Regions from separate parts of the Mus musculus genome. Here regions 1, 2, 3 and 5 are each linked to region 4. Evidence: chromatin loops called from intact Hi-C (ENCODE). Cell type or tissue: heart. All regions are shown on one strand. Links, peaks and the distances in the headings refer to the core of each region. The heading gives the core; the rest is flanking DNA.

What was found. A loop is a pair of places that touch in the nucleus more often than their neighbours do. Peaks named below come from ENCODE experiments on the same cell type or tissue, not always from the same donor. Only the 100,000 strongest peaks of a DNase experiment are listed, where the experiment ranks them.
Region 1: it touches region 4 in a loop (3-fold over the local background); 8 of 42 quality-filtered maps call a loop at or near these places.
Region 2: a loop joins it to region 4, with 4 times the contacts of the local background. A loop is called at or near these places in 14 of 42 quality-filtered maps.
Region 3: a loop joins it to region 4, with 2.3 times the contacts of the local background. A loop is called at or near these places in 4 of 42 quality-filtered maps.
Region 5: a loop joins it to region 4, with 4 times the contacts of the local background. A loop is called at or near these places in 9 of 42 quality-filtered maps.

What each region holds. Positions count from the first base shown.
Region 1 is chr4:129,605,923-129,611,901 of GRCm38, forward strand. It overlaps Tmem234 (transmembrane protein 234), which reads left to right. Exons shown (of 5, transcript NM_029748.3): 4 at 1,165-1,257; 5 at 1,534-2,607. The coding sequence ends at 1,628. It overlaps Dcdc2b (doublecortin domain containing 2b), which reads right to left. Exons shown (of 7, transcript NM_001195730.2): 2 at 4,987-5,163; 3 at 4,409-4,555; 4 at 4,294-4,333; 5 at 3,693-3,819; 6 at 3,160-3,263; 7 at 2,008-2,426. The coding sequence ends at 2,409. Among named protein-coding and RNA genes, the nearest start is that of Dcdc2b, 5.4 kb to the right of the region's middle. In heart, for the core only: a CTCF peak has its summit at 2,933 (motif pointing left); DNase peaks (open chromatin) are centred at 2,809, 3,309 and 4,209; H3K27ac peaks cover 618 bases.
Region 2 is chr4:129,458,889-129,464,867 of GRCm38, forward strand. It overlaps Bsdc1 (BSD domain containing 1), which reads left to right and starts at 2,791. Exons shown (of 11, transcript NM_133889.2): 1 at 2,791-2,817; 2 at 3,054-3,114. The coding sequence starts at 2,807. In heart, for the core only: no CTCF peak of the experiment used is centred there; DNase peaks (open chromatin) are centred at 2,613 and 3,553; H3K4me3 peaks cover 1,928 bases; H3K27ac peaks cover 1,454 bases.
Region 3 is chr4:129,186,041-129,191,916 of GRCm38, forward strand. It overlaps S100pbp (S100P binding protein), which reads right to left and starts at 3,539. Exons shown (of 7, transcript NM_001379590.1): 1 at 3,502-3,539. It overlaps Yars (tyrosyl-tRNA synthetase), which reads left to right and starts at 3,863. Exons shown (of 13, transcript NM_134151.5): 1 at 3,863-4,032. The coding sequence starts at 3,976. In heart, for the core only: no CTCF peak of the experiment used is centred there; a DNase peak (open chromatin) is centred at 3,701; H3K4me3 peaks cover 3,328 bases; H3K27ac peaks cover 2,800 bases.
Region 4 is chr4:129,332,650-129,338,628 of GRCm38, forward strand. Rbbp4 (retinoblastoma binding protein 4, chromatin remodeling factor) reads right to left here and starts at 2,721. Exons shown (of 12, transcript NM_009030.3): 1 at 2,569-2,721; 2 at 1,848-1,995. The coding sequence starts at 2,584. Zbtb8os (zinc finger and BTB domain containing 8 opposite strand) reads left to right here and starts at 3,319. Exons shown (of 7, transcript NM_025970.4): 1 at 3,319-3,490. The coding sequence starts at 3,394. In heart, for the core only: a CTCF peak has its summit at 2,792; DNase peaks (open chromatin) are centred at 2,822 and 3,312; H3K4me3 peaks cover 3,497 bases; H3K27ac peaks cover 2,293 bases.
Region 5 is chr4:129,615,925-129,621,903 of GRCm38, forward strand. Iqcc (IQ motif containing C) reads right to left here and starts at 3,169. Exons shown (of 5, transcript NM_198026.2): 1 at 3,090-3,169; 2 at 2,568-2,711; 3 at 1,740-1,992; 4 at 1,434-1,534; 5 at 1-1,256. The coding sequence starts at 3,131. The coding sequence ends at 540. It overlaps Ccdc28b (coiled coil domain containing 28B), which reads right to left. Exons shown (of 6, transcript NM_025455.2): 3 at 5,060-5,226; 4 at 4,759-4,952; 5 at 4,533-4,555; 6 at 3,350-3,522. The coding sequence ends at 3,468. In heart, for the core only: CTCF peaks have their summits at 3,177 and 3,797 (motif pointing left); DNase peaks (open chromatin) are centred at 1,397, 2,257 and 3,207; H3K4me3 peaks cover 2,129 bases; H3K27ac peaks cover 1,700 bases.

The DNA of each region.
Region 1 (5,979 bases), core at 354-5,353, 270 kb after region 4:
AAATAAATAAATAAAAAAAACTTTAAACACTTCCAGCCTAAAGCAGGCTGTCATATAAGAAACGTTTGCTTTGAGGCATTCTTTAGATTCTTTAAATCGGAGTTATAGGGCCAAGAACAGTAAAATCTGTTCTGTTTGTATTTTCTTCTCTCTCTCTCTTTTTTTTTTTCGAGACAGGGTTTCTCTGTGTAGCCCTGGCTGTCCTGGAACTCACTTTGTAGACCAGGCTGGCCTCGAACTCAGAAATCTGCCTGCCTCTGCCTCCCAAGTGCTGGGATTAAAGCCGTGCGTCACCACTGCCCGGCAACTGTTTGTATTTTCTAGTTGTGACTGAACCTGTTACCCTGGACATGTAATGAAAAACTCAAACACATAATCCGTACTTCCTGGTTAATCAGTGTCTGTCTGTGTTCTGTGAAGCCTGTGTAAAGAAAGAAGGTCCTAAGTCAGAGCTGAGGCTCCCAAGCACCTTGTCTGACTCGTTCTCTCCCCAAGACTCCTGGTTTCCTGTACAGGCCACTGTCCGACCTTTCCCAACCTCCACACAAGTGCTGGGGTGAGCCAGACACAGATCTCTGCGCTTAGCAGGCTCTTTACTGACCAAGTGTGTCCCCAGTATGCGTCCCATACTTTTTAGTATTCCTGCTATGTGGCCCAGGCTGACCTCAAACTTGATCTTCCTGCCTCAGCCTCCTTGTGGCTGGGATTGTAGCTCTGTTTCTCAGCATCTGCTTCATGTGTCATAGTTTTATTTCTTTTCCAGATAGAATGTTGCTATGTAGCCCAGCTGTCCGGGAACTCCTGAGGAAAACAGGCTGGCCTGAACTCGGAGATCGGCCTGCTTCTGCTTCCAGAGTGATTGAATTAAAAATGTGTCTTTTTTTGCCAGGCGTGGTGGTGCACGCCTTTAATCCCAGCACTTGGGAGGCAGAGGCAGGCGGATTTCTGAGTTCGAGGCCAGCCTGGTCTACAGAGTGAGTTCCAGGACAGCCAGGGCTACAGAGAAACCCTGGAAAACCAAAAACCAAAACCAAAACAAAAATGTGTCACTGTGACTATCTTGTGGTGACCAACTGTGATGAAGAGGAGAGGGAAGAGGGCATGCTGCAAATATTTTATCCTGAGAAAGACATTCTAGGAATTTTTCTTGTTCTAATTGCTCAGATCTGACGTTAGCTGTGCCCATCTGCAACTCTCTGGCCATCGTCTTTACACTGATTGTTGGGAAGGTCCTTGGAGAAGATATTGGTGGGAAAGGTAAGTTGGGTGGCTGCACGTCAGGGCATGGTTGCTTGGGCCTTGGCATACATGAACATTTTCCCGATTCTGACTCCCATGGGTGGTGAGGAGAGGCCTTCCCTCACGTTGCCCTTTGTTCTACCACAGCTCTCCTGCTTGCTTGTGGCCCGCAGTCTCCTTTCCCTGAGCAATCTGGGGGCAGGGGCTGGGATGAGAACCAGGACCAGGGGTCACCATCTTGTCTTCTTCCTTGGCCCCACTGACCCCAACCCCTTGACGGGTTCTTTATCGCAGAAGCAGTGGCTGGCATGGTGCTCACCATCACAGGGATCACCGTGTGCATCACAAGCTCGGTGAGCAAGACCCAGGGCCAACCGTCGCACTCCTGAGTGGGCCAACCCCGACCGTCAGCTCTGCTGTGCTCGGTGGATGCTGGGCCCAAGGTGTAGGCAGAATGATTGGCCAGCTGGCCTCTCTCATCTCTCAGATCATGTCTATCTCAGGGGCCACAATAAGAAACATACTCTCCATAGTGCCAAGGCTACACAGAAACCCTGCCTCAAAAAAACAAGCAAAGCCGGGCGTGGTGGCGCACGCCTTTAATCCCAGCACTTGGGAGGCAGAGGCAGGCGGATTTCTGAGTTCCAGGCCAGCCTGGTCTACAGAGTGAGTCCAGGACAGCCAGGGCTATACAGAGAACCCTGTCTCGAAAAACCAAAAAAAAAAAAAAACCCAAAACAAACAAACAAGACGAAGGGCAGCACTGGGAAGGTTTTGTAACCTTTAGTGGGTTCCACGGTTGAGATTTAGCACTGGAGCCAGGCATGGTGGTATACTCCATTAATCACTCAGGAGGCAGAGGCAGGTGGATCTCTGTGAGTTTGAGGTCAGCCTGGTCTACAAAGCAAGTTCCAGGACAGCCAGGGCTACACAGAGAAACCCTGTCTTGGAAAACCAAAAAGAAGAAAAGCATTAAAAGGATTTAGCACTGGAGACTGTACAGCCACCCTCAGCTGCCATCTTTGTCTTCCTGCTGCCACCTCAGGCAGCTGTTACTCAGCCTCCGTTACCTGCTGTAGACTGTCAGCATCCTCACACAGCGCCTCCATTACATGGAAAGGGCTGGCTGCAGTCTCAACCAGGAATGGCCAGAAGCCTCCACAGCTCCATTACAGTGCTTTGGCTGGCTGAAGGTGGGATTTGGGGACAGAAGTTACATCAGAATGTCAGATGGAAGAAAAACAAGCTGGCCCTGGGCAAAATGCTCAACTGTCAGCCCCGCAAGTAGACAGCTGTGTGCCGGACACCACCTAGCTGCAGCAAACATCTGGCCAGCAGCAGCTTTCAATAAATCTACAGCAAACAAAGCTTAGCAAATGTTTTATTTGTGTTGAGTATGCAGTGTCTCTGGCAGGATCACATGAGGAGGTAGCCTCCACAGAACCTGCCTGTGGGCCTGTGACTGAGGAGGCCACACCTACTGTGAGCCCAGGAGGCATGGCTTCTCCAGAACAGGTTGCTGAGGGCTGGGGACAGAGGTGGCTGGGAGTGGTTGTCCCCCAGTTTGTATCTGGAGCTCCCAGCTCTTAAGATGGAGGAGCATGGGCGGAGGTTGGGGCTACAGCTTCAGGCCCAGGCTGGTGTTGCGCAGACAAGGCCTCTTCTGCTGTCTCTGCTGCCCTCTGGTGGATGTGTGGAGACATACAGAGCTATGTGTGTGCCCAATTTGCATGGACTGCCAGAGGTCCCCAACCAGGAAAGGCGACTACTGGATATTTGAACGCCTCACAAGGGAAACAGGAAGCCAGGCTTTCAGATTTAGATCTGCTTAGCCACCAGGAAGACGAGCCTTGGAGCCCAGACTTTAGCTCAGATCTCTGCCCATCTTAAGGCTCCCTGGTGTCCATGTGATGGGCTTACCTGATCCACAGGCTCCTCTGTGCGTGTGTTCTCATCCTCATTCACTTCCTGAGCCCCAGCCGTCTCCTTCCTCGGGTATGGAGCCCCATACACTCCCGTAACTCCTAATAAAGAGGCAGCATTGGCCGATGCCCAGGCTGTAGGGCCCTCAGGCTCCTGTGCCTTCACCTGCTACACCAGTTGGTTCCCCGCAGCTGTGTCCACATTCGCCAACGCCTCGGAGGGTGACTGCCTGTGTGACGGTGGAAGGAGGGAACTGACTCCACAGAGTTGTCCTCTGACCTCTACATGGCCATGGCCTGCATGTGCCCATGTGCGTGTGTACACACAACAGTGAATACAGACGGAAATAGAAGCAAGGGACATGCAGGTAGAGGGGTGGCACATAGCTCTGCTGACTCATTCTGCTGCAGACATCTCCCAGCAGCAGCAAGGCCCATCCTCTCACGTCAGAGGGGGACTAATGTGAGAGCTTTCCTAGTTTGTGTAAGCACAGGTGCTGATGCAAAGGGCCAGCCCCAGGGCCCCCTCACCTGATGGAGATGAGAGAGCAGGGAGCTTGCTCCAGGGCTGCTGGGGCCTGGCATAGAAAGTGGATGGCCCAGTTTCCCCTGGCTCCTTTGGAAAAGGCTGGGCTGCTGAGGCCTTGTAGCCCTGGACCTATAGATGGGACACTGGGTTAGAGCTTCGTATGTTTTCATCTTTCTCACTTCCCAGTCTACGCTTCGGTGTGCCTTGCTGCCTGTGCAAGCTTGGGAGAGGCCGTGTGCCTTCTTCATAGCCTGCAGCCTGCCTGCCTTCATTCCTACCAGGCTGTCTATCCAGAAATAGTTGAATTGACGCTGGCATTCAGAGATGCCCAGTGAAACCAGGCTGCTTTCTACTCTTGGGCCACATATGCACTGGCTCATCTGGAGGAACAGAGGCCTGGAACAGGGCCGTGAGTGGAAGGTTGGGCCCTGCTCTGCCCAGTAGCCAGTTCCAACACCCAGCCTCGTGAGGAGGCCTTTTTGCCTAGGCTTGAGAACTTGAGTTCCCACCCCAAGGAAGGGGGGAGGGATGGAATCCTGGCTTTTCAGGCTTGCTGAGCAGGTGCATGGGGTGTGGTGTGCGGGTGTTCCGGTTGACACCTACCCTCTTCCTGTGGGCTTTGTACTTCAGGCCTGGAGGACACCTGCAGTGAAGGGGAGGTTAGAGGTGGGTCAGAGGGCACTCACTTCCTGTGATCCTCCACCTCAGACAAACCTACCAGCAGCCCCTGGACAGAGAGGGGCTGGGCACCAGCAGCTCCATATAGGGCAGGGCCTTGAATTCTTCTTCTCCAACAGCCACGTAGTAATGGCCGTTCACCAGAGCAGTCCCTGTGGACAGTGGAAGCCCCTCGAGGGTGCAGAGTCTGTGAGGAGAGGTAACAAGAAAGAGCTGGTGGGTGAAAGGCAACTTCCTACCCAGTAGGCACTGTGCTCCAGCAGAGGACCTGAGTCTGGTCCTCCAGGCAACAGTCAACATAGGCTCTGCCCTGACTAGAAGGGCTGGGTTAGGAAACGCAGCTGTCCTGGGTCATGGGACTTGACATGGACATAGCTGTCCTCAGGGGCATAGGAGGAAGGCCTGCTGGACAGCACACACCCTCCCCAGGAGCAGACACACACAGTGGCGTTCCTTAGGGTGCATTCTCCCTTGTTCCATACTCGTGTACAGCCCCCCCTCACCCCCCACCCCGTGCTCACTGTGTACAGCCCCCCCTGCTCACTGTGTACAGCCCCCCCCCCATGTTCACTTGTGTACAGCCCCACCGTGTAACATTGCCCCTTGTCCTATACTCACTTGTGTACAGCCCCACTCTGTAACGTAACCTTCTCACTGAGCAGCTTCAACACCGTGTCCCAGTCCTGGATGGCAGTCTGGGACAGCTTTAGACTAAAGGGGGGACTTAGCAGGTCCCCGTTCCTGAACACACTGAGACAGAGAACAGCCAAGTAAGGGGAAGGATCCCCGAGACTCCTGTGTGAAAGGGGTGCAAGAACCAAATGGTCCAAGAACCATTCTCATGTTGGGTTTTTAATCTTTCTATTGGAATTGGAGCTCCTGAAAAAAGAGCCTACTCCTACTTTCTTGGCCTCAGGGAGGCACAAGTCTACACCCCCCATCACCCCCCTGCTCTCTGAGGTTGGCACTCACTGGATGTAGCAGGGGGCGTCTGCTGGCAACCACTGTCCAAAGACCCCATCACATGGGCGCTGAGACACAGGAGGCTCCTGAAACCAAGTCAGCTCTTCAAGTCAGAAGTTCAGGACTTTGGTTGAGACTGGGTGGTTCTAAACATGGGCTGAGCAGGCAGGACCCAAACTTGTGCAGGAGAGTAGTGAGCAGGGATGAGTCTGGTCACACCTTTCTGACAGGAGCATCTGTGCTTCCTGGGTCACATAACTCCTGTCTTCTGCCCTTGTGTCTTACCATTTACTTATTCCTTTGGGGACCATGGCCTGGAGATTACGTAAAAGACTGGGACTGAGCCAGGGATAGTGTCCTCAAGTCCCACAACCCAGGACAGCAGCAGGTTCTAGAGTGAGTGTGATGTGCCCCCTGAAATCACAACTCTTGCTGCTTCCAGAACCCTGTTCAAAATTCGAGCAGTCCCAGGGATGGGACGAGAGAGGCTACAGACAGTGGCCCCCCAGACTTACATGTTGTTGCCTAGTCTTTCCACCTGGGTGTTTCATTCCAGGAGGCAAATAGCTGAAAGGACAGATAGGTCCTAGGTCACCTTAAGAAAGTGTAAACCTTTGCCATCCAGGTTTATACCCATCAAAGCCAAGA
Region 2 (5,979 bases), core at 543-5,542, 130 kb after region 4:
TCGGAGCTCTTAACCACTGAGCCATCTCTCCAGCCCCAGAGGCAGGTAATTTCTTATCAAAGAAAAAAAACTAAAGTACACAATATTATCTATGGTGATGGATTTGGAGGGGAAAACTTGAGAAAGGAAGAAAGATGGCAGTCCTGGGGATGCAGATACTTTCGCTCTGGGTGGGATTGTTTGCTTTTTTTTTTTTTTTTTTTTTAAACTCTGTGTAGACCAGGCCTCAAACGCACAGAAATCCACCTGCCCCTGAAAGATCCTGACAGAATGTAAAAGGTCACAGAAGCCCTGAAATTGGCAAAATAGATTTCATTGTAAGCAGAACTAGCTTCACTGATCTAGAAAAATAGAGGTGCACAATGCTCTGGCCGCTCCTCGAACTCATGTGTCTGCCAATGTTCTGGCCGTTCCTTGAACCCATGTGTGTGCCCACTGCTGCACCTCACTGCCAGGTGTTTGTGATATTGGTTGCTGGGCTAGAGTTGGAAAATCTCCCCAGCAACCACAGCCGGGCCAATCTGGAGTTGCTACACCTGCACTAGACTCTTTCCTTGTACCCCTCCCATACCCATTTCTTGAGAAGACCTGGAAATCCCCTACTTCCCCCTTCTCCTCCCCCCCTCCCCGAGGGCCTATAAAAACTGGGACCCCTTTCCCCTCGAGGTCGACTCCTCTACCCCTGCGTGGGATGAGTCGTCCCTAGAGCTCTGGCTTTCCCCAAATAAAGCCTCATGTGGTTTGCATCAAGCTTGGTCTCTCATGAGATCTTGGGGGTCCGCTATTATCCCGAGGCCTGAGCGAGGGGCTCCTCTTGGGGTCTTTCACCCCCACCTCCAAGTGCTGGTATTTATGGTGCACAAGCTGCAGTTCTCAATAGCATGGTCAGAGTGGGTAAGAAACTGAGGTCAGAGAACTGCAGGCAGAGAAGACATGTTCAAGGGCTCAGGGTCAGGAAAGCACCAGAAAGTTTCTGGGAAATCTAAGTAGCCTTTGTATGTGGGGCAGTGTGAGCAAGGAGGGTGGAGGTGCAAGGTCAGACCAACCAGGTAGGAACAGAAAGGAGAACCCTGGGAGGAGGCACGGCCATCTGACTGGCATGGTTTTATGTGTGCGATTATAAATTAACAGTTCAGGGCTTGGATGTAATTTACTGATAGCATGTTTGCCTAGCACCTGCAATATCTTGGATTAAATTGTCTAGTTAAAAAAAAAAAAATACATGCCGGGCAGTGGTGGCGCATGCCTTTAACCCCAGCACTTGGGAGGTAGAGGCAGGCAGTAGTTCCAAGTGACCTTTAATGTGGGGAATGAAATTGCAAAGGTAGATTCTGTTGGGGATTAAAGAACTCAACTTGTTTCTTAGCCCATCTTGTTCAGTAGCACAAATCATTTATCACAGCATTTTTTAGCTTTAAACCTTGTGCATTCGTTGCAGGCAAAGCATGGACCTTAGAAGGGAGAAAGACCACTGGAAATTACTCATTCCATTTTTTCTCCCTTAACAGCCTTATGGTGGTCTACTTTATTTTTTTATTTATTTATTTATTTATTTATTTATTTTTATTACATATTTTCCTCAATTACATTTCCAACGCTATCCCAAAAGTCCCCCATACCCTCCCCCCCACTTCCTTACCCACTCATTCCCATTTTTTTTTTGGCCCTGGCATTCCCCTGTACTGGGGCATATACAGTTTGCGTGTCCAATGGGCCTCTCTTTCCAGTGATGGCAGACTAGGCCATCTTTTGATACATATGCAGCTAGAGTCAAGAGCTCCGGGGTACTGGTTAGTTCATAATGTTGTTCCACCTATAGGGTTGCAGATCCCTTTAGCTCCTTGGGTACTTTCTCTAGCTCCTCCATTGGGAGCCCTGTGATCCATCCAATAGTTGTTAGTTTTTTAGACAGGAGAAATACCAGCAACAATCTTTTTGAAAGTTAGATGGGAGGCCTTGGGGAACACTGGGAGAATTAGTATATAGCTTGTTCCTCAGGCAGGTAAGAGGCTATGGGATCAGGTAGCAGTGATGACCTTGATTACAGTGTAGCCTTCGAGGAGGGGAGTCAACCTCCTGCTGGAGGTGAAGGAGGGGTTTGTGTAGATTGAGGAAGTAGTAGGTAGGGCCACAGGATCTATGTAAATCCCCCTTCCACCACACAATAGACCTCAATTCCCCCCTATCAGTGGGATTTTTCCAGAACACTTTCAGCTAGCGTTTTCTTAAATCGGGCTTAAGAAATAATGTGAATATGTATCTGCCTCTCCAAATGATCCTGGGTGTCATCCCGAGGAGAGCTCTGGATTCTCCCCATAGCCTTACTCTGGCTCTGAGGTCCGCAATCGGAGCTTGCTGAATTAGCCTGCAGCAGAACACCAAGGAGCTGCTACGCGGCTGGCTTCACAAAGGGGGGCGGAACTTAACTCCAGGTTCTAAGAACACAACGTCCCAACCCGGCCTCTCCTTTCCTCGCCTCGCCTTCTAATTGGCGGTCTAACGAGCCTGCCGAAATTGGCCCGGAGAGGCCACTGTAGTCAGGGACTACCGGGAAAGCTAGCGGCTGGTTGGTGGGACCCGAGGACAATCTTACACACCATTGGATCGAGAGTTCAGAGGCGGGACAAATCGCATTTGGGACATGGATTGGACAAAGGCCAGACACATTGATGTAGGGGGGCGGGGACTGGGCGGAGAGTTGTCCTTGTGTTAAGATTGGGGCACGCTCATGGGGGCGGAGCCTGAGGGGGCGGTGCCGTGTCGGAAGTCAAAGGTCGGTAAATAGTGGTGATGTCATGCTGGCAAGATGGCGGAAGGGTGAGCTTGGCGTTCCGCTTTCTGGCGTTGGGGGCTTGGGCTTTTCGAGGGATGGGGTACTGGGCCAGGGGTCCCTGTTGGGGACAGGCTGCCGGTGCGGGTGCGGACTGAGCTGGAAGGGCAGAGCGGAGGCGTGGTGCGAGGGCATGGGGAAGCGGCCGGAAAAGCCTCATCTCCGGCCGGAGGCTGGGCTGGAGTCGCCCGGCAGGGCCGTCAGATGTGTCTGTCTTCCACAGGGAGGACGTGGGGTGGTGGCGGAGCTGGCTGCAGCAGAGCTACCAGGCAGTCAAAGAGAAGGTAAGCCGGGCCAGCACCCTTCCCTCGGCAGGGCACCGCGGCCGTCTCCTTGCAACCAACCCCAGCTAGCCCCTGCTTGGGTTTTTTTGAGCTTCTGTGAGGCCATTTACGAGAAAAGGGTAGAACACCACCACTAACAACATCTTACTCTTAAACAGCAATATTTATTAGAATATGTGACAGTCACTACTCACAGACAGGTTGGGAGGATATAGACCTTAGCCAGACAGATAGTCTTGGGCCTCACAAAGCTCAGTCTGGTGTGGAGGCAGTCAAGCAAAATAGTTGCTTAGTTACTGTTGTGAATACCGGGAAAGGGCAGTCCCTAATTGTCCAGACTAGGGAGTCATGAGCATGCCAAGGAAGGTGTAGCCAAGAATCCGGGTAGAGATGAGGATTGCCATATGCGCTGGTACCTGATGGTGCCTATGTGACTGGTTTACAAAGGGATGAGGGGGGGCCAGAGAGTGGAGACCTGGGGAAGTGGCTGTGATTGTGACTAATGCTTGTCCTTGTCCTAGGCAATGCCAGTTGGTGTTCCTGTTTTATCCCACATTCCTTTATTTACAGGCAGCCCAACTAAGTCGTGGGGTAACTAATTACTGTTTACCTCAAGCAAGTGAAGGGAGTCGTGCTTCAGGGCAGACTCCGAGAGGCTTCTGATCTCAAGTCAGCCCAGTACTTTAGGAACGGTTTTTGTTTGTTTGGTTTTTGGTTTTTTGGTTTTTGTTTTTATTTTCTCCTTGCTCCGGGTTCTCCTGGGAAGCCTCCGCTCAAGCTACAGCTCAGCACATCTGAGAATTCCCTGTGCTGGAAGTTTTATTGATGATGGAGAGGCAGGACTTTACGCTAAGGATTAATATGAGACCTCAAGCATGCAAAGAAAGTGTGCTATCCGGCAGGTGTCCTGTCCTGTGAGGACTCCCCGTGTGTTTCGAGGCTTTCAGGAAGAGACTTAATCTCTCCCTTTAGTTCCTTACATTTCTGGGAACTTGGACAAGTTATTTTGTTGTTATTGGTGGTGGTCGTGGTTTGTTTTATTTTGAGACAGGGTCTCATGGTGTATGTCGCCCTTGGCTGCCCTGGGACCATTATGTAGACCAGGCTGGCCTCAGCCTCACAGAGATCCGCCTCCTTCTGCTTCCTGAGTGTTGAGATTAAAGGCGTGTAGCTTATGACTTGGGCAAGTTTGTTTATCTGGTTTCTTCTTCTTCTTCTTCTTCTTCTTCTTCTTACCTTCCTCACTGTGAAATGGCAGTACCTCTCTAATGCGATGTCACGAGGATCACATGATAATATGCAGAACACTCAGACAATATGTGGTCTCTCTGGGTGCTACATAGGCATTCGCTCTTTATTAAGTGACTCAGTAAAACTCAGTCACCGTTTTTCGACTTTTCCCTTGCTCCTCTGCTGCCGTCTTTGCTGCTGGCCATCTCCGCTCCCTTTGGGTCGGTGTCTTCCTGCTCTCTTAGCAAACGTCCTCTCATTTTGAGAGGGGCGTGTAACCTGACTTCCTCTGCTTGCTTCCTTCCCACTCCTGCCTTGAGTCTACTGAGTCCCCATCCAGTGCATCCAAGTTCATGTACAGATCCAACGCGTCCAAGTTCATGTACAGACAGACACAGCACTAGAGAAAGCTCTGCTGCATTGTGTGCTCCCCCGACACGTGCCCTGGTCTCACTTCGTCTAGGCACGCCCCCAACAGACCTTTTCTCCCTCTTATTTTACTCTTCCCCTTGACGTCGGAAACTCTTCCCTCAAGTCTGTGTTCAGCAGCCTGGCATACTTTAAAAATACGACGTCAATAAGCTTGATTTCGGGTTACTCCCTCCCCACCCCTGAAGCCACCACCTGGACACTTATCTGTAATGACAGTCATTTCACACTTGCCAGCTCCACTGGGTACTTTTTAGCCCTTATCTTTCTGGAACTTTCTGCAGCAGTTGGCACTACCATGCTCCCCACCCCACCCTACCCCACCTTTTTTTGAACTGTCACTCTTCCGACTTTTGTGATGTAACTCTCTCCCAGTTCTCCACACCCTTGTGCACTGTGCAGGTTTTTCTTTCCTGACTGTTGAACTCATGTTCCTCTACCTGCCCTTAAAGATGGGCCTCTGAAGATCTTTGTCCTCAGCTCACAACTGTGTGTGCTCTGCATGGTCTGTTGCGCACTTCTCCTTGCAGGTGACGCCTGCTTCTTTCCCTAGACTCTTTGATGCTATGCTCTTACTGGACAACTACTCTTACCGGACTCTGAGTGGCTAAAAATGTGCCAGTCACTAGAGGGACATATTAAAAATGAAAATCTCATTGTGTCCTACATGCTTCACCCTCTTAGTGGTTCCTTATTGTCCCACTGTGTCATGCCAGGTCAGAAGTAGGCAGGCCCATCCAGGAAAAACAAAATGAAAAACCTGAATACTCAAAAACATGCTTTGGCTGGGCATGACAGTGCACATCTGTAATCTCAGCACTTGGGAGGGAGGCGGGGCTGAAGGATCAGACTGCATAGTAAACCTCCTCAAAAGAAAACATTCAGGGGATTGATCCCTGGGAAGTGAGAGGACATGCAAGATGGGGTGAGTACAGGTGCTCCAGGAAGTCGTGTTGCAGTTTTCGAGCACAAGATGAGGAAGTCACACAGCAGGCAGCAGAGGACCAGCTGGCTCAAACTAGCTCTGAAGTAGGTCAGCCAGACAGGCAAACATCACTCATTCCAAAGAAACTTAATGGAGAATCAAAACCCGGAAGAGTGGAACCAAGACCTGAGAGAGAAGCCATTCTTCTGGATTGGGGGGGGGGGGAGGGTCTTTTAATCCCAGCACTTGGGAAGCAGAGGCAGGCGAATCTTGGAGTTTGA
Region 3 (5,876 bases), core at 877-5,876, 150 kb before region 4:
ATCACAAAATTATAAAAAATATTTAAAAAATAAAAAACACCAAATTCAGGATAGCAATAACTTCTGGTAGTGGCAAGGAGAAATGAATAGCTTCGGTCTATCTGTAATGTTTTGGTATTGTAATGAGTCAAGGTCTCATGTAGCCCAGGCTATCCTGAAATTTGCTATATAGCCAAGGATGTCCTGACTCTCCCTCCTTGTTAGCCTCACAAGTCCTAGAACTACAGGTAGTATACCTGGATTTTTTTTTTAAATCAGTAGAGGTAGACTATAAACCTGGAAAGTAAGTATAATGGTAATTATTATTATTATGCTACCTTGCTTAATTTTCTGTTTGAAATATCTAATAAAACAACACTCTTAGAAAATGGCTAGCTGTCTCAGTGAGGAAAGGACCACAAGCCTGGACATCTGAATTTACTCTCTAGTACCCATATAAAGATAGAAAGAGCCGGGCATGGTGGTACACGCCTTTAGTCCCAGCACTTGGGAGGCAGAGGTAGGCGGATATCTGAGTTCAAGGCCAGCCTGGTCTACAAAGAGAGTTCCAGGACAGTTAGGGCTATGCAGAGAAACCCTGTCTCAAAAAACCAAAAAGAAAAACAAAAAAAAGATAGAAGGAAAGAATTGACTCATCTCAGACCTCCACTTCCACACGATACACATGCACAAAAGCTTGCACACCATACACACAGATACACAAATTGTTTTAAAAAAAAAAAAAAAGTTTGGATTTTGAGTAGTCTCACTATGTCTCCCTGATTGGCTTGGTACTCACTATGTAGACCAGGCTGGCCTAGGTGGATGTGATGACATACACATTTAATCCTATCAGTCAACTGGCAGAGACAGGTGGATCTCTGTGAGTTCAATGCCTGCCTGGCCTACACTGTCAGTTCCCGGCCAGTCTGGGCAACACAGTGAGACCCTGTCTCAAAAAGCAAACCACAACAAAAATGAAGTTATAAAGCCAGTGAGAAAGATGTACCAAACACACCTATAAAGTAGGTGTAATGAAAATTCTCCACCTATAAAACAGGAAACCTCACAGTCCATTAGTCTCATGAGGTTATTATAAATACTAAGAAAGACATGAACATAAGGCACTTAGTCCACCAGCTATGGTTATTTCATCCCACCACCTACATCCATCTCACCGGAAGAGCCTTAAGCACAAGAATGATAGGAAAAAAGGCTAAACTGGCAAGAATCTTCCCCAGACTCGATTTAGGAATTATTTAGTATGATCTACTTAGTGAAGCACTTAACCATATTGTCAGTAAACTAATTTAGGACTAGACTGGATGGGTAACTGAAATATCAGGTAAATTCTTTAAATTAATGGCCCATGAAGTAGCTTGTATTAGAGGCACTGGGCTAAAATTCAATGACCTCGGCAATTCATTTAAGTCTCTGAACTTCAATATAAATGAGAACACTCATCTGAAAAAGGCAGACACACTGGCGCTCACTTGTCTGTATTTCCAGAATGTTGGTGGGGGAGGCAAGAGGATGAGGCGTTCAAGGCTACCTGAGGCTTCATCTCAAGTTCCAAACCATAGGGGCTACACAGGACAAAGGTGGGAGGGAAAAGGAGGGGTTTGACATAAAGTCAACTTGAATTTTCAAGGGAGGGAAGCCTTCAATATGGCAAGGCATGGAGACATTTGCCTTTCATCCCAGCACCTAGAGGAGACAGAGTTGGGTGCATCTCAGCATTCTAGGCCAGCCTGGTCTACACTGCAAGTTCCTGGCTAGTGGTACACAGTAAGACCCTGTCTCAAAAAAAAAAAAAAAATCATAATCCACAGAATAATATTATGTTAATAATAAACATCGTGAACCTCTTAAGTGTCACAATCCCCCCTCTCGAATGCTACATCACCTGCCATTCTTGGCACTTGCCTGGTAAATCTTTCAAACATGGACGCTTATTTTTCAGGGAGGAATATTTTCCTATTTCTAAATTCTCTTAATTCTGCTCCACATCTCTGTGTGACCCTATTCTGTCCTTCTACTTCCCTCACCTGTCCACCCCCGTCTTCACACTTTAGTGTACCACCCCCTCTCTGTTCTCTAACCTCCTGGTTGCAACCTCAGAAACTGGTTCCCCCATCTATTTTTATCTTACCTCAAAAAACCTATTGCCTATTGGCTTCGTGCACAAAGCCTCATTCTATTCAGGACAGTAAAACGCCAATGCCAAATGTATACTACACATCCTACCTAGTTCAGGACTCTAAAACCAAAACCACTACCCAACTGGGTCTGATATGCAGGACCAAAAGCAAGGATTTTGCAAAAGGGGGTGGAGGGGTACTCCTCATTGGCCTTTGATTTCCAACCTCTCCTAAACAAAATACACTACCCGTGAAGCAGACAGCATCCACCAAAAAAGGGTGTATCATCAAAATGAGCCCCTCCCAAAATTTTTTTTTTTAACAAAGGGAACTGACTATCTGAAAGAATTTGCAACTCCCTCTGGGCTAACTGCAAACAAGGTAAAATGGAAAGATAACCGGTCTGGAAATCTCTGCTTTAGGTAACAATTCCCCCAGACTAGGGAGCCAAGAATTCCCACACAGGCCCAGGCAGCAGATTTTTCTAAACTGAAGCAACAGGTTTCTTTTACAAGAATAGTCTATTAAAGCCTGGGGCTCTTAACAACCACGGGGGGGTGGGGGGGGGAGGACAAAAAACAAAAAATGAGGGCAGCCGGTGAACTCCGTCCTCATTTGGTGGCCCTCTGAAGAAGGGCTCACCTTAGGTGTCTGCAGCATTCCCTGCGGCCCTGGATGAAACCCAGCAACGGTGGCCCAGGGATACCTTGCGAGGATGCCCGCGGGCCTCCCCGTCGGGAACACTACCCGCCCGCCCGCCGCGCCCAGGGCCTCTGCACTTCCCTCCTCCTCCCACTCGGGAGAGCGAGTCCTCGCCTCCCCGCGGATAGCGGGAGGAGCGCGTGTTCCCTCCGCGCCCCTCCCCCCAGGGGCGACCCAGGTCCCCCCGCGGGCTCCGCCAGGGCACCCGACCTCAGGGGACAGACGCTGACTGCCACATCTCGGCAGGCTGCGGCCCGCGGTCGCCCGGAGTGGGTCGCCCTCTCCCGCCACGACGCCCCGCGGGAAGCCCGCCATCCCCGCTCTCCCTAGCAACAGCCTCCCGCGGGGAAGGCAGGCACCGGGAGAGGAAGACCCCCCCCCCCGCCCCCACTGGCAGGGCCGGCGGCCCGAGGACCTGACAGCTCCCTTTTCCTCAGCGGGATGAGGGGCGTCACTCGCCCACGGATGTGGAGGTGGGGGGCAGGGACAACCTCCCCGCCCGCCATCACCTCTGGCGCGAGAAGCAGCCCTTCCCTCAGCGAGACGAGCTTCCCTACTCCTCACGGGGGCAAGACGAAGAACGCGGCCCTGTGGAGAAGCAACAGGCGGCCCGCCCCCTCCCCCCCGACCCCTCGCCTAGACGACGGGCGCCGACCCTTACGTCCCGCCCGCTCTTCACCTCCGGAAGCCGGGCCAAAAGCCTGGGCGAGCGGCAGCACCTCACTCCGCCCCCTGCGCCATTTTATCGCCCCCTTCACGACCTCCCCCACCCCGAGGCAGCGGGGCCAACACCAGGGGGAGGGCAAGCAAGCAGTGATTGGCAGGAAACCGCCCCGCCCCTGAGAGGGTGCGTCATGGGCGGCCTTCCTAACCCCGCCCCCCAGCTCCACCTACACTGTTTTGGTTTTTTTTTTTTTGGATGGTTCCGCCCCTTCCTGTTTCATCGATTCTTTCGACTCTCTGCTGCTCCTGACTCGGGGATGCTCGGGGAGAGGAGGGGACAGACAGAATCTAGGCCTAGCAAGCGGAGCGACGAGCTCAGCTGATGCAACCCGACGGGACTAGCGTGACAGTTCCCGGCACGCGGAGACGACGGCGAACGAGGAAAGGGCGCGGGTGCCGGCTGAGCGCGGGAAACAGAGACAGCGGAGCCATGGGTGATGCTCCAAGCCCTGAGGAGAAGCTGCATCTTATCACCCGGAACCTGCAGGTCAGGCCTTGGTGGGGGGTTGGGATGCGCCGTTGGGTACCGAGAATTTGAAGTCCCATGATTCCCGATGCCAATCCCTAAACGAGTGGGGCCGCGGTCTCCGCGCCTGGGCGGCTCTACGGCCCTCTCTGCTAGTTGATCAGTCAAGCAGCCATTCTCAGGGTGCAAGAGAAACTCCAGTGGGCTCACCCTTTGTGTGCACGTAGCTTGTGCTCCAGCCATTCCTGGGGCTGGGAACCTCATTCCACCCATCCTATTCCATGCCGGGAGCACTGCTAGGCTCTAGGGAGTCAGGGCCATGTCTTTCCAGGACTCTGGCGGAGAGAACCGGAAATTTAAAAGGACCTATAACCCAAATAAAACACGTACTGAAAGTTCCTATGACTGAAGTTCTGAAAAGAAATAAGGGGCGAGCTGGCCGAAGAGATGGCTCTGAAATGGAAAGAAAGTACTGCTCTTACAGAAGACCCGTTTTCAGTTCCCAGCACCCATGTCAGGTTATTCGGTACGGCCTGTATCAGGGGATCTGACGTCCTCTTCTGGCGTGTGTGTGTGTGTGTGTGTGTGTGTGTGTGTTGTGTACACGCGGGCGCTGAGAACTGCATTTCAGACAGGGAAGACCCAAGGGGAAGCAAGAATATTGTAGAACAGGGAGAAGGCTAGGCTCAGCTCCGTGGTAAAGCATGAGTAAGGCCCTGGACTCAGCCTTCAGTGCCCTCACACACCCTTTGTCCAAGGACACTGATTTAAATGGAATAAAGCAAGCACAGTACTGCTCGGCCACCACAACTCCCTGCCAACAGAACCGTTTCCATCCCTGCCTGCCCGTGCCTCTGATGTTCCTCCACAGAACCTATTGCTGTCCTTTGACATGTTCTCTAAGGAGAGACAGGTAGGAGCCAAGTCATGAGGGGCTTGTAAACTTTGTTTTACAAGCCAGATAAAGACTGGACTAGAATTACGCTAAGGGCGGTTGCACCACCAAGCTATTTTTTTTTTTAAATTTACCTATCCTGGGTGTGGTGGTACATGCTACCTGTAATCTTAATACCTGAGAGTCAGAGACAGGGGGGTGGCTGCAATTTGGAGGCCAGCCTTGTTTACATAATGAGTTCCTGGCTAGGTAGAGCTCTATACAGAGACCCTGTCACTAAGAACATTCATTCACCTCTTCGAAGGGTACATTTTAGTCAGTTCTTGTATACCCACAAGGTTAAAGTTCTAGAATATTTTTATTCCCAACTCCCCCGACCCCTAGAAAAATGTGAACCAACCTGAGCACACGCTGTAATCCCAGCATGTAGGAAGTGGAAGCAAGAAGATCCAGAATTTAAGGACACTTTCGGTGACATAGCTGAAGTTAAGGTCATCATGGGCTTCATAAGACCCTCAGTGGAAAAAACAGAAAGAAAAAGAGAAAAAGAAAACCTTGTACCATTAGCTATATTAAGAGTTAACTCATCCTTGTCCCCCAAGTACTGATCTGCTTTCTGTCCCTAAGTGTATACCACTCCTGGGTGGGTCTGATGCCTAGAGTCAGATAAGGTGTGCCCATTGGTGTCCTTTCACAGGATGGTGTTACACAAGGTAGTGTGTGATTTCGTTTCTCTCAGAATTTCATTCCTCATATTTCTTTCTCACTCCCTCCACTCCTTGCCCCCCGCCCCCATCACCCTTCTCTCCTTTTCCCTGCGCTCCCCTCACTTCCAGGCCCCATCCCTTCCCAACATATCCTTTCCTACCCTCTTCCTTCTCCCTCCCACCTTCTCCTCCCCCCCAGGCTTGCTGTGTCTCTTCATCCCACTGGCCTACTCTGACCTTTGGTCTCTTCCAGGAAACCGCTT
Region 4 (5,979 bases), core at 624-5,623:
TTGGAGAGGACAGAGTTGTATTATGTAACCCAGGCTGGCCATTATGCCTAGTGCTAGAATACAGACCTGTACCACCATACAAGTTTTTTTCTTATGGTCTGTCATAGGCTAGCCTTCACCTCCTGATCTTCCTGCTCTGCCTCTTAAGTGCTGGGATTACAGGTATGTAGCACCACAGACCCTCTCAACACAAATTGTTTAACAACCACTGAGAACAGATAGAGATAACTCTACTAAGCTTGAACTCCCAACTAGTTTTTTAATCTAATAAATTCCCAATTCCACAGGCAAGAGAGATAGTTCAGCAGCAAGAACACTGACTGTTCTTTCAGAAATTGTTTCCCAACACTTCTATGGCAGCTCCCAACAGTGTAACTCCAGTTTCAGAGTGTTCCAGCCCTCTTCTGACCTCTGCAGGCATTGTACTCACACGCTACAGACAAACATGCAGGAAAAACAAAGACTCCTATGTATGAAAAAAAAAAGTCCAACTCCAAACTTCTGGGTGCCTGCATGGATTTGCTCAACACCCTTCAGATAAAGGTCTCCATCTCTCTCTACACTGCTGCAAAGGTAGCAGCCTCATTCTTTTTTTTTTTTAAGAGTTATTTGTTATTAAATCTTAAGTACACTGTAGCTGTCTTCAGACAGACCAGAGAGGGTGTCAGATCTCATTACAGATGGTTGTGAGCCACCATGTGGTTGCTGGGATTTGAACTCAGGACCTTTGGAAGATCAGCCAGTGCTCTTAACCGCTGAGCCACCTCTCCAGCCCAGCAGCCTCATTCTTAAGTTACTAGTAAAATGCACATGAACTTTCCATGACAGTAGAGATGTATTGCAGATGGTACTGCCTTCCTTACCATGCACAAGGTTCAATTCCTAGCCCTCAAACCAAAACAACTCTTTACTCCAAATTTCTATTACCTGCTGAACCCCATCAGCCTCATAATTGAATTCTGCACGTATCTTAACTCTTGAGTTTCCAAAGAATTCAGTACATTTTTGCCAAATTTACATTAGTAATTACCCACATCCACCATCTTTGGATTGCCACTTGTTTCAGCAGGCCAGTCTGGTAGTTCATGCTGACAGACTTTCCCCTTCATTTTGTGTATGCAATTCGCTGTAGGGTCCCAGCCCCCCCCCCTTTCTGTGCTGAGGATCAAAGTCCCCATCAGTAGGTCTCAATCACTAAACATTACAACCCTTCTGCCCCACCTCCCACCAAGCTCTAAAACCTCACACTACTGCTGAAAACACTCGCCCCCACTTCAGTTAGGCAGACCCCAGATTTATCTTGCTATTTATTAACCTTATAAATGACTTGAGAAATCAAATGTTTTGTTGAATAAACTGGACCCAGAATAACTTTTGAAAACGGTCAAGTTTTATATTACATGGCCAACTCCAGTCTTAAGAATGGCTATTCAACTCCATGCTGAGGGAAAAAACAAAAACAGGGCTGGAGAGCTGGCTCAGCGGCTAAGAGCATTGACTGCTCTTCCCAAGGTCCTGAGTTCAAATCCCAGCAACCACATGGTGGCTCACAACAATCTGTAATGGGACCCAATGCCCTCTTCTGGCTTCAGTGTATTCATACAAATAGAGATGACTTAAAAAAAAAAAGTAAAAGAAAAAGAAAAAAAAAAATCAAACAACAACACAACAACAGAGCATGTTTTCTTTGCAGGGTAAATTACAAAATGATCTTCTGTTTTTGACATTATTTCTAGTCGAGGAAAATAAATAGTACTCATAAGCTCTGATAATGTCCCCCCTGAGTGACTGGAGGGCAAAAAAATTAAAATATATGAACTATCAAAAATATTCAAGATTCGCGTCACCTGGTCACATCTGGAAGCCACTGGGCAGTTAAGCTGGGCCACTCCAGGGCATGGGTCATCACCAAATCATAAAGAAAAGGGGTGTTCTTCTTCCATATTTTGTACTCCTCGTTGATCACCCGTTCTTCCACTGCGTCGTCAAAGGCCGCTAAAATGTTTTTAAAAGACAAATCAAGTTAGCGAACGTAAACGGAAAGGGCACAAACCTCTCCAAGCCACCGGCGTAGCGCCCGGATTTTGACAACGAAATGGAGATTCATCTTAATCTCCCAGGTCGCGGGCACCAACGCCACTCTCGGCCGCGGCGGGCCGGAAGTCCTGGGGCCACCCCAGCCGGACACTCCGTTACTCCTTCGGGGGCCGATGGTGTCCAACCCCGAACGAAGCACGGTGGCGCGCGCCAAGTCCGCCAAACCCGGGGAGGAGACCTGCGCATCGAGCCTGGGGATGGAGAGCGGCGCCCCGAGTCTCGGCAGGCAGAGGGACCGGCAGGGAGCCTCGTAGTCGCCTAGGCCGGAGACCTGGCGTCGCCTCGCATCCGCTCCGGAGGAGCTGCTGCGCCGTTAGCCCGCCCCGCCGGGGAGCTCAGTCCTCAGGCCGGCGTCGCTGGGACGAGGCTCGCCAGAGTCGGGCCTGCTCTCCGTCTCAGGCCGCGTAACAGGCCACGACACAGCCCTACAAGCCAGCACCGTCCCTTCCGAGCCGGCCTCGGCACACTCACCTTCCTTGTCAGCCATGGCGGCAGGAGAGCCGGGAGGGGTTGGGGGATCCCGGGGTCGTGCGTTGCAGGAGGGGCGGGGAGGCTACGAGCGCTCCACTCCGCGCGCGCGGCCTCTATTGTTTCCTGCGGCCCGTGCGTAGGGGGCCGGCTCGCGTGCCTTCGCGCCAACACCGACCAATGAGAAAGCGCGGGTCTGAGGGGTGGGCGGAGCATCCGCCTCGCGGCCTATGGAGACGCTCGAGAGTCGTTTTCTCCAGAGTCCCGAGGCGCGCGCGCTCCGCCCCTTCTCTCTCCCCCACCCCCCACCACAGTCCGGAGACTTCCACGGATTGCGCGCGCGCCCCGCCTGCCGGGATGAGGCCCGTGCAGATCACGTGACATACACCCTACACGCTCATGCGCAGCCATCTTCTTAGCAGGCCGTTATGCTGACAACTCCCTCAGGGTAGCGAAAGAATTTGGAAGTGTTTCCGGGTCTGGTTAGCAACTCGGAGGGCCAGACGAGGAGAAAACGCATCACCGTTTAGACTTACAGGTGCCTAATTCAAGGTGGCGTCTTTTAACTGACTCCCTCGGTACTAATAGTGATGAGTGCAGGAAATAAGATGCTGGTCTCTAAAACATGTTATAAAAGCGGCAGGACCGAGCCTGGCAGCCCGGCAGCCCGGCAGCCGCAAGCGGGTATATCCTTCCGCGAGCTTGCAGAATGGAGTCCTGGTCCTTTTAGACCCGCTGCCAAGGGGGTGGGGTGTAGAGCGGAAGTTATGGCGCGGGGCCGAAGTCTGGCTGATGAAGGGCGGAAGTAAGAGTACCAACTCCGCAATCATGGCTCAAGAGGAGGAAGATGTTAGAGATTACAATTTGACGGAGGAACAGAAGGCGACCAAGGACAAGTATCCTCCAGTCAATCGAAAATATGAATGTGAGTAGGTGGCCCACATCTCTTGCATTCGGACAACCTGCGGCTTCCTGCTTCGCCCACTTCTTTGCCCTAAAGGTGCTCTGGCGTGATCACAGTGTGCCCCTCTTTGGACCCAATTTAGGGGGAAAGTGAAGAAAAAGATCACCTTACTAGAGAATGAAGAAACCCGAGGCCGTATCCCCTGCCCCCATCCATTCTAAAAGTCCATGTGTGCCTGAATCACACTTACCTTTGGGGATAGAGTTAAATGGTGTGGCGCTGGTCCAACATTTATCATTGTAAATTATACTTGTGCATTAGTTGTATTTTTAAGTGATTTCTGGGTTGTCCTCGAGTTTCTCCCAGTAGGGAATAGTGTGACCAGGTTAGAGTAATCAAGACATACCTTTTTCTGTGCGTGCGTGCGTGCGTACGTGTGTGTCCACAGCCCAAGATTGGATCTTATTACGTACTGCAACTTTTGCATCACGTTAAATTTTTTTGAAAGATAAAAATTTAGCCGGGGGCTGGTGAGATGACTCAGTGGGTAAGAGCACCCGACTGCTCTTCCGAAGGTCAGGAGTTCAAATCCCAGCAACCACATGGTGGCTCACAACAAGATCTGACTCCCTCTTCTGGAGTGTCTGAGGACAGCTACAGTGTATTTACATATAATAAATAAATAAATATTTAAAAAAAAAATTTAGCCGGGTAGTGGTGGCGCACGCCTTTAATCCCAGCACTTGGGAGGCAGAGGCAGGCGGATTTCTAAGTTCGAGGCCAGCCTGGTCTGCATAGTGAGTTCCAGGACAGCTAGAGCTACAGAGTAAGGCCCTGTCTCAGAAATAAAGAAATTTCTTATGTCTTTAATGGACATCCTAGACTAGTAGTCTACCCCTGAGCTATAATGGCTTCTGCCCTACAGTAGTCTTTGAGTATAGGGTTCCTGAGATTAAAAAATTTGAGAACCACCCTATATAGCAATGTATCATCTTTTTTAAAAAGTTGAAAGAATTGAGTATAATTTACCTATGCCCCAGTAAAGTGTTAAGTACTTTCCTTTTTGTGTGTGTGACAGGATTTCACTCTAACCCTCACTGACCTGGAACTCACTAGGTGATTCCCTGGTGCTGGAATCACAGACATGGTCCACCACACCTGGCCCAGATTATTATTGTTGCTAAACAGATCTCCCGGTGTAAGCAGCCCTAGTTTCCAGATAGACCAGTTCTGCCATCTTAGAAAGCTTCCTCAGTTCCTTTCCAGCCTCCTATCCCTGAAGCCACCATTGTTATAGTTTGGATTTCTGGAGTAGAGTTTTCTGTGTTAGAGATTCACATAAGTGGACTCATGCTCTTGGTTCCTTTATGTGTAGCTCATTTATCCCAGTCAAAGGTCACACAGGTAGACACAAGTCGAAGTGAGTATGGTTAAGTACAGGCGCCGTAAGAGCTGAGAGTCATTCCAGTTCACATAGAGACTGTTCTACATGGAGAATGAGGGGGGACAGAGCAAGGGCTCCTACAGTCAGGGGAGGGACAGAGTACAAAGGGCTAGTCACTGTAGTCACTGGCCAAGGCCACTTATGCCTGCTCCCTGCCACTTTTAGAAGCTTGAGTCCTGGCCTCCCACAGACTAGAGACAAGAGGCCCGGGTTGTGGGGATGATAACATTTCAAAGAACAGGTCTTTAGGGAAGATTGTTCAGATCTGGAAGGGATACAGAGTCACAGTTTTAAGGCTTTTTGGTACTTGCTGTAAAATAGGGAGATTCAGAGCCTCTTATCAAGCATTGGCTAGAACAAAGAGAGAATTCTACAGCCTTCATCAGGCTTTCCTCAGGCAAGCATTTTAATGAAGGCTTCTGCTCTCTCCTAAAGATGTGGCCCGATGCTATTAGAAGCCATGCTAGAGTTTGCTTAACTACAGTGTTTTGATGCAGGCATTATACTAAGAGTTCTGCAGATTTATAATAATGCTTATATCAGTTATTTATTTTGTTGTAGCAGGGAAAACACTCTGCCAGTGACCTCCATTCCTAGCTCCCTCCTCCTTTTAAAATTAGTTTCATTGGGGTTTGTGGTATTTTTAAGCATGGCGTTCTATGTACCTCAACACGTGAGCTCAATACATATATCAGATTGGCCTCAAACTTGTGGTCCCCCTGTCTAAGTCTACTGAAAACCTTAGTTGCACTACCAGGTCTACCAGCTTTACTGTTCTCTATGGACTCCAGGCCTCTCTCTCTCCCTCCCTCCCTCCCTTCTTTCATCTCTTTGCTTTACTTTGTGTTTCATGCTCACTATAACATCAAGAACATAGCACACATTAGGCAAGTACTCTATCACTGAGCCACATCCCCAAGCAGCATTCAGGGCTTCTGTTAAGTGACCTCTGAGAATACCTGCTAGTGGGGAGAATTGCTGGTTGCTGTGGCACACATGCTTAATCCTGGAGCTCTGGAGACAGAGGCAAGACAATCTATTCCAGGCTGGTCTACATAGAGAATTG
Region 5 (5,979 bases), core at 289-5,288, 280 kb after region 4:
TGTGAGGAGTGTGGCAATGACAGACACGATGTGGCACATCAGCAGCCAGAAGCAATTCTGGGACGAAGTCTCTGGGGCCATGCCTCACCCGAGGACACCCATGGCAGCCGAGCAAGCAAGACGGTGAGCCAGCCGTCTCCAGGGCTTGCCCACACAGCTCCTCCTGCATGGCAGCCAAGAATCCAAGGAAAACTTTTATTCTCCAGGATCCTCCCACCCTACTTACCCCAAGAGGAGGTGAAATTTGGTTTAAGTCCCAGGCAGAAGGTAAAAAGGCATGTCCTTCTTTCTCCTATCGTACCAGCTCAGCCCTCTAGCTTCTCTTAGCCTGAGATCTACTGATGGCCAGGGGCAAGGGCAGGAGACAGGTGGTACCAGGGAGGCAGGACAAGGGCCTGCTTCCCTTGTCATTTTTCACAGCATCTGCTTTTGGGAACCCTTCCTCTCCTGGATCCCCAGATCTTTCCTGATGCTCCTGCTTTCCGGTATCTGCCCTTCCCCTAGTCCTGTCTTGAGGAAGACAAGTTCTCCAGTGGTCTTCATCGCCACTGCAGAATTCCACGGTTTTTCCATCCTTCTGGACTAAGCTCACTGGTATTTCCATGGCCCGAAGAGCCAGCACTCGGGGGTTGGCTCTTGGGTGGTTTAGTCCTAATGAGATCCAGGCTACCTTGTTCCTGCCCTGCCAAGGTCTCATCCCAAATCATGTGGCCTTCTAAGATATTCAAATCACAGGGCCCAGCGCTTCGGCTTGGCTTTCTGGAATATCTGTCCTCAATATTTTGATTTTCAGAGAGAGTGGGCAGCTGTGTTTCAGCCTTTCTAGAACAAGGACTCCTAAACTTGAGGTCCCCAGGGATCTGATCCTCTAGGACTTTCAACTGCTGTAGGGAGGTTTCCTTAAAGGGCTGTCCTCCGTGGTCTGGCCCTTTGGTGACCCTGTCCCCTCCAGCCTGGCTCTCTAATGCTGCAGGCAGCTGTGATGCAGAGTTCCTATAGCAGAGCTCCCTGCCTTTAGACCCAGCAGTGGTTTTACCTGCACTGGTCACACTGTCTGGGTGTTTCTGGGGCTTCAATCTGCCCTTGTGGCTGGAGTCCTCTGCATGATGGGACTCTCCTATGATCCTGTCTCTATAGGATTGGTTGTCCAGAACGCAGCTTGAGTGCAACGAGGTCTTCTCATAGGCCTGTCCCCTGTGCTTGTCTCTGGTCTGGCTTGCTTCTGGGGATCTCAGTGTTTGCTTGAGAATTAGGTACTGGTAGGAAAGAACAGAGGGAAGCTAGCCCAGGCCCTTATGGCAAAAGGCCCCTCCCCACCTGTCAGGTCGCACCTACTCCAACAAGGCCACACCACCAACTGGTGCCACTCCCTGGTCCAAGAATATACAAACCATGACACCACCCTTGAGCTTAGGGCTCTCAGTTAGTCCTACCTCCTTTCGACTGTTGATGGCCTGCTGTAGCCACAGCAGCTCCATGGCTAAGTGGTTGCGCTGCTCCTGGAGCTCCTGTTGGCTCTGGGACAATCCTAGGTCTGCGATGTCAATGAAGAAAGAAGAGAAGAATGCCTTGAGACATCCCTAGAACTGAGAACTAGTCTAGCACTAGATACTGGCAACCCTTCCCGCTCTCAGGCAGAGGGAAGGAGGTGGGGGAGGGTTGCAACTATATCCTTTCATGGTTCATGGGCGGCTGAGACCGGAGGAGGTCAGATTTGCCCCATCTAGCCAGATAAGTACCTGCATTTTCCATCTTGGAGACAGAGGTATCTTGGCTGTTTCCCTGGCTGGCTTTCCTGCCCTGCTCAGCCTGCGGCCAGGCGCTGTCATCTCTGCAAAGACTTCCTGGATTTGCTGGGCTCTTTTCTGTCTTCTTCTGCACCATCTCCTCCCAAATGAGCTCTTTTTCAGAGTCTTTATGTGGGGAATGGCTCCATAGTTTCTGCTCTGGGTTTGATATTTTCTCTGCTTTCCAGGACTGATGAGATTTTGCCTTATGAGAATTTGGAAAGGGGTGAGAATTGCAGGGCTAACGCTCTCCCCCCCCCTCCCCCATGTCTAGAAACCATAGTCTAGTGGGCAAGTGGGCAGGATTAGGGATTCGGGTGAGGAAGTGAACCTGCTTTCTCTTCCAATGACTACTGAGGCTTTTGGCAGAAAAAAACAAGTCCAGTCTAAGGGGTAGTATACATCTTTAATGCAAGCATCTGGGGAGGTTGAGGCAGGAAATCCGTTGAGTTCAAGGCCAGCCCGGACTACCTAGTAAGGCTCTGTGTCTACAGACTTTTGGAGCTTGCCGGAGAGATGGCTCAGCAGTTAAAGGAACTCGTTCTTTCAGAGGACCCAGGTTCAGTTCCCAGCACCCATACGGTGGTTCACAGTTGTTAACTCCAGTTCCAGAGGGTCTAATGTCCTCTTTGGACCTCTGGGGGTGCCAGGCTACATACAGTGTACAAACAACAGGCAAAACACCCTCACACATTAAAATAAATCTTCAAAGAGGGAAGACCCACCATTCCCTTGAACCCGATAGCAGGTTCTCCTTTCCTTTCCCCTGCAGTGTCGTACCTCTGGGAGAAATACGGGCTTGGGGATCCAGCCCCCAGTCCACTGAAGAGTGCTGAGGTCACCCTCAATCTCTTGTACAATTGCCTCATACTCGGCTCGAAGGCTCTGGAATTGACGTCGGACCAAGAAGCCTCGGAAGCCGGCCTAATGTAGAGAACAAGTGGAAAAGCTAGCCCTTAACATTTTTGGAAAAACGGTATTTTGGCAAGCACTCTTGATTTTGTCGTTGCCAAGCCCTTGCACATGGTGGGCAAGCACTCGACCTCTGAGCCCAAAAGAGAGAGATCTTTGCATGCTGGGGGCTGCCAGAGGGAACACGGTCATGGGGAAGGGTTAGGCGAGTGTGGTTTGGAGCTCTGGGAGCTGAAGAGAAGATGCTGACCCTCATTCTCTTCCCTAACCCGGCCAGAGCTCCGCATTCTTCAGTGCAGTGCGGGGGCGTGCGAGTAAGATGTTATGTGACAGCATTTCGCCGGAAGGTCCAGCCCCTCACCCCAGGTGCACTCGCAATTCCATCCCGACCTGCAATGTAGACACCTTTCGAAGGAAAAGGTCGGGATCCATCTCCTCGCCAACCGCCCTGCGCTGTGCGTCACTCGCTTGCGTGCGTTTGCGCAGTGAGTCTTCAGACAGCGCCGCTCCTGGGCATGCGCAAACATAGGGCCCCACCCGCGTCTCCAGGGACACACGCTGGGCTTCTCCGTCAGACGCACGCATCCGGGTGCGGCCCCCCTCCCCAACCCTGTGTTTGGCACAGTGAGAACAAGGAGAGCACCGAGTAGTCGCTTTTCTGTTTGTTTAATTCCAACCAGTGCCCCCGACCCCATAGCACCAAGGGGCTTCCGAATCCGTAAAATTCACAGTTTGAAGAGGAGAGTAGCAGAAGAGTTTAGGCGACACCTACGCAGCTGGCTGGTCCTCAGGCTCAGCATTCTCTGCCAAGTGTAGCTTCTGTCTGTGTCAGTCAAGGACTGTGACACTTTGGACCTGTGTATCCACGTCTTCCCACACTGTACAGGTGTGTGTGTGTGTGTTCAGGACCACCACACCAGGGCACAACCACCTAAATAAAGATTAAAATCTGGGGGCTGGTGAGATGGCTCAGTTGGTAAGAGCACCCGACTGCTCTTCCGAAGGTCCGAAGTTCAAATCCCAGCAACCACATGGTGGCTCACAACCACCCGTAATGAGATCTGATGCCCTCTTCTGGTGCGTCTGAAGACAGCTACAGTGTACTTACATATAATAAATAAATAAATAAATCTTTAAAAAAAGATTAAAATCTGAAAGCCAGATGTGGTGGCATATGCCTTTAATTCCAGCACTTGGGAGGCAGAGGCAGGTGGATCTCTGTATCTCTGTGAGTTCAAGGCCAGCCTGCTTTACTCAGAACAGCCAGGGCTACAAAGAGAAACCCTGTTTCGAATCCCAGAATCTCTCTTGCCCCCTAACAGAAAAGGCGGAAAGGGCAGGAGAACAGCAGACAAGCTTTGCTATGTGTCGGTGTCTGCTTCAAAGATTTCCATCATGCTAGGGCTTACACAGTGAGACGGTCTCAAACAAAAAAGATATCACTGTTTGAAACATACTTCTTACATGCATTTTTCTCTCCTCCATGGCCCTGCTCTGTTTGTTTGTTTAATTCTAGCTGTCCTAGAACTCACTATGTAGATCTGGATGACCTCAAAACCCAAGAGCTCCACTTCCGTGCCTCTGCCTTCCAAGTGCTGGGATTAACATTTTGTGTCACCACACCTGATGCATTTTTCCCTTAGAATTTGGGAAATTCTACATTCCTCTTAAGTGGGGCCAGTTTGTTGCCAATTCTGAGTCAGTATGAGAGCTGAAGATGGGAATATTTGTTATGTGTGAATAGAGATAGGAACGAAGAAACTCATCTCCTGCTCCTCATTTCTCCCTCACCCTAGCGGCATGTGAATCCCTAAGGCCCCTTGGAAAGGATACATGGAATTGCTAAGATCTTCCAGCTGTCAACACAGAGAAAAGGTTTATGTCAGGGGACCCAGAACAAACCTGGATGCTCTGGGGAAGGCCTACTGGTGGAGCTTGGGGGAGGGGGGGCTCACAACTCTTGGGTTCATGTACCCAACTTTCCATGGGAGACTTGGGAGCCTGTGCCCTCTCCACCCTTGGTGTCCCAGGATCCACAACAGCCAGCTCTATGACCCACATTGCTAAGCAGCTGGTCCAGGTTGCGGTCAGCCATTGTCTTCTTCTGCTCCTCAGGCAAGCCTTCTGTGACCCCATCCTCCTCTTCTTCCTCGTCCTCTTCCTCCCCACACACATCCAGGCTGAAGTGCAGTCTGGCCAACTTCTCCTGCATCTCCCGAACATGCTCCAGCTGCTCGAAGGAACATTCCTTCCCTGGACAACTCTTGAGTTTAGGAGGCAGCCTGGGACCCTAACCCCAGCCTGTCCCCAGACCAAGATCCCCAGCAGCACCCACAGAACTGCCCTGCTCCCGGACTTACCAAAGGCCTGCAGGCGGCCTGAATGAAAATCATTGAGCAAGTTCAGCAGTCCTCCCTCCATCTCATAAACATCTGTCACCTCTGTCAGGAAGGAGTGTTGCAGGGGTGTGCCTGCGGAGCCGCCTCCACCTCCAGCCAGCACCGGTCGGCATTTCTCCTTGCCTGCTCTGGGTAAAGTAGACATGACTGTGGTCATAGGTGTGTCATGTCTCTCTGCACTACTGCATCTGCCCCACCCACTCACCAACACAAACTGGTGTTTGTTCTCTGGGCCTGTCCTGAGCAGCAGGATAGGTTAAGGGAAGGAGCAGATGAAGGGGAGAAAGGAAGAGGGCAGAAAGGCATCTGTTTCCACGGATGCTGTAGCCAGAGGCCTACCTGCAAGGAGACTGACCGAGAGCCCATGAAGCCTCTGTGACTCTGGATAGGTCACTTGTCCTTGGCCTTGAGGGAGTTTCTTCTTTTACTGCCAACGAAGCACCTCCCACGAAAAACCACCCTGCTCTTGTTCCGTTCCAGAAACTGTTTTGAATTTTCCATCTCCTTGAAGGCGTGGCTCTGGCTCCAGCAGGCCAACATCCTTCTCCCCAGAGTGGCCCTGAACACAGCAGCCAGTTGGGCTTTCCTTCCTCTCCGACTGCATTTCCTACCATTCTCAAAGAGCCAGCCCTGAGCTCCGGATAAAATCTACTATGGCCATGCCAGTACATGCTGGCCAGGCAGATGGTATGGAGCCCCACAGAGGACACTGGTTTTATTTAGAACAATGGGGAAAAGAACACATTGTATTTATGGGAACAAACCTGGACCTAGGGTAGGATCCAAATTATCTTTTGTTTTGTTATTTTTGAGACAAGGTCTAACTATTCAGCCTTGACTTGGCGGGAACTCACTGTGTAGTCCAAGCTGTTCTCAGAGAG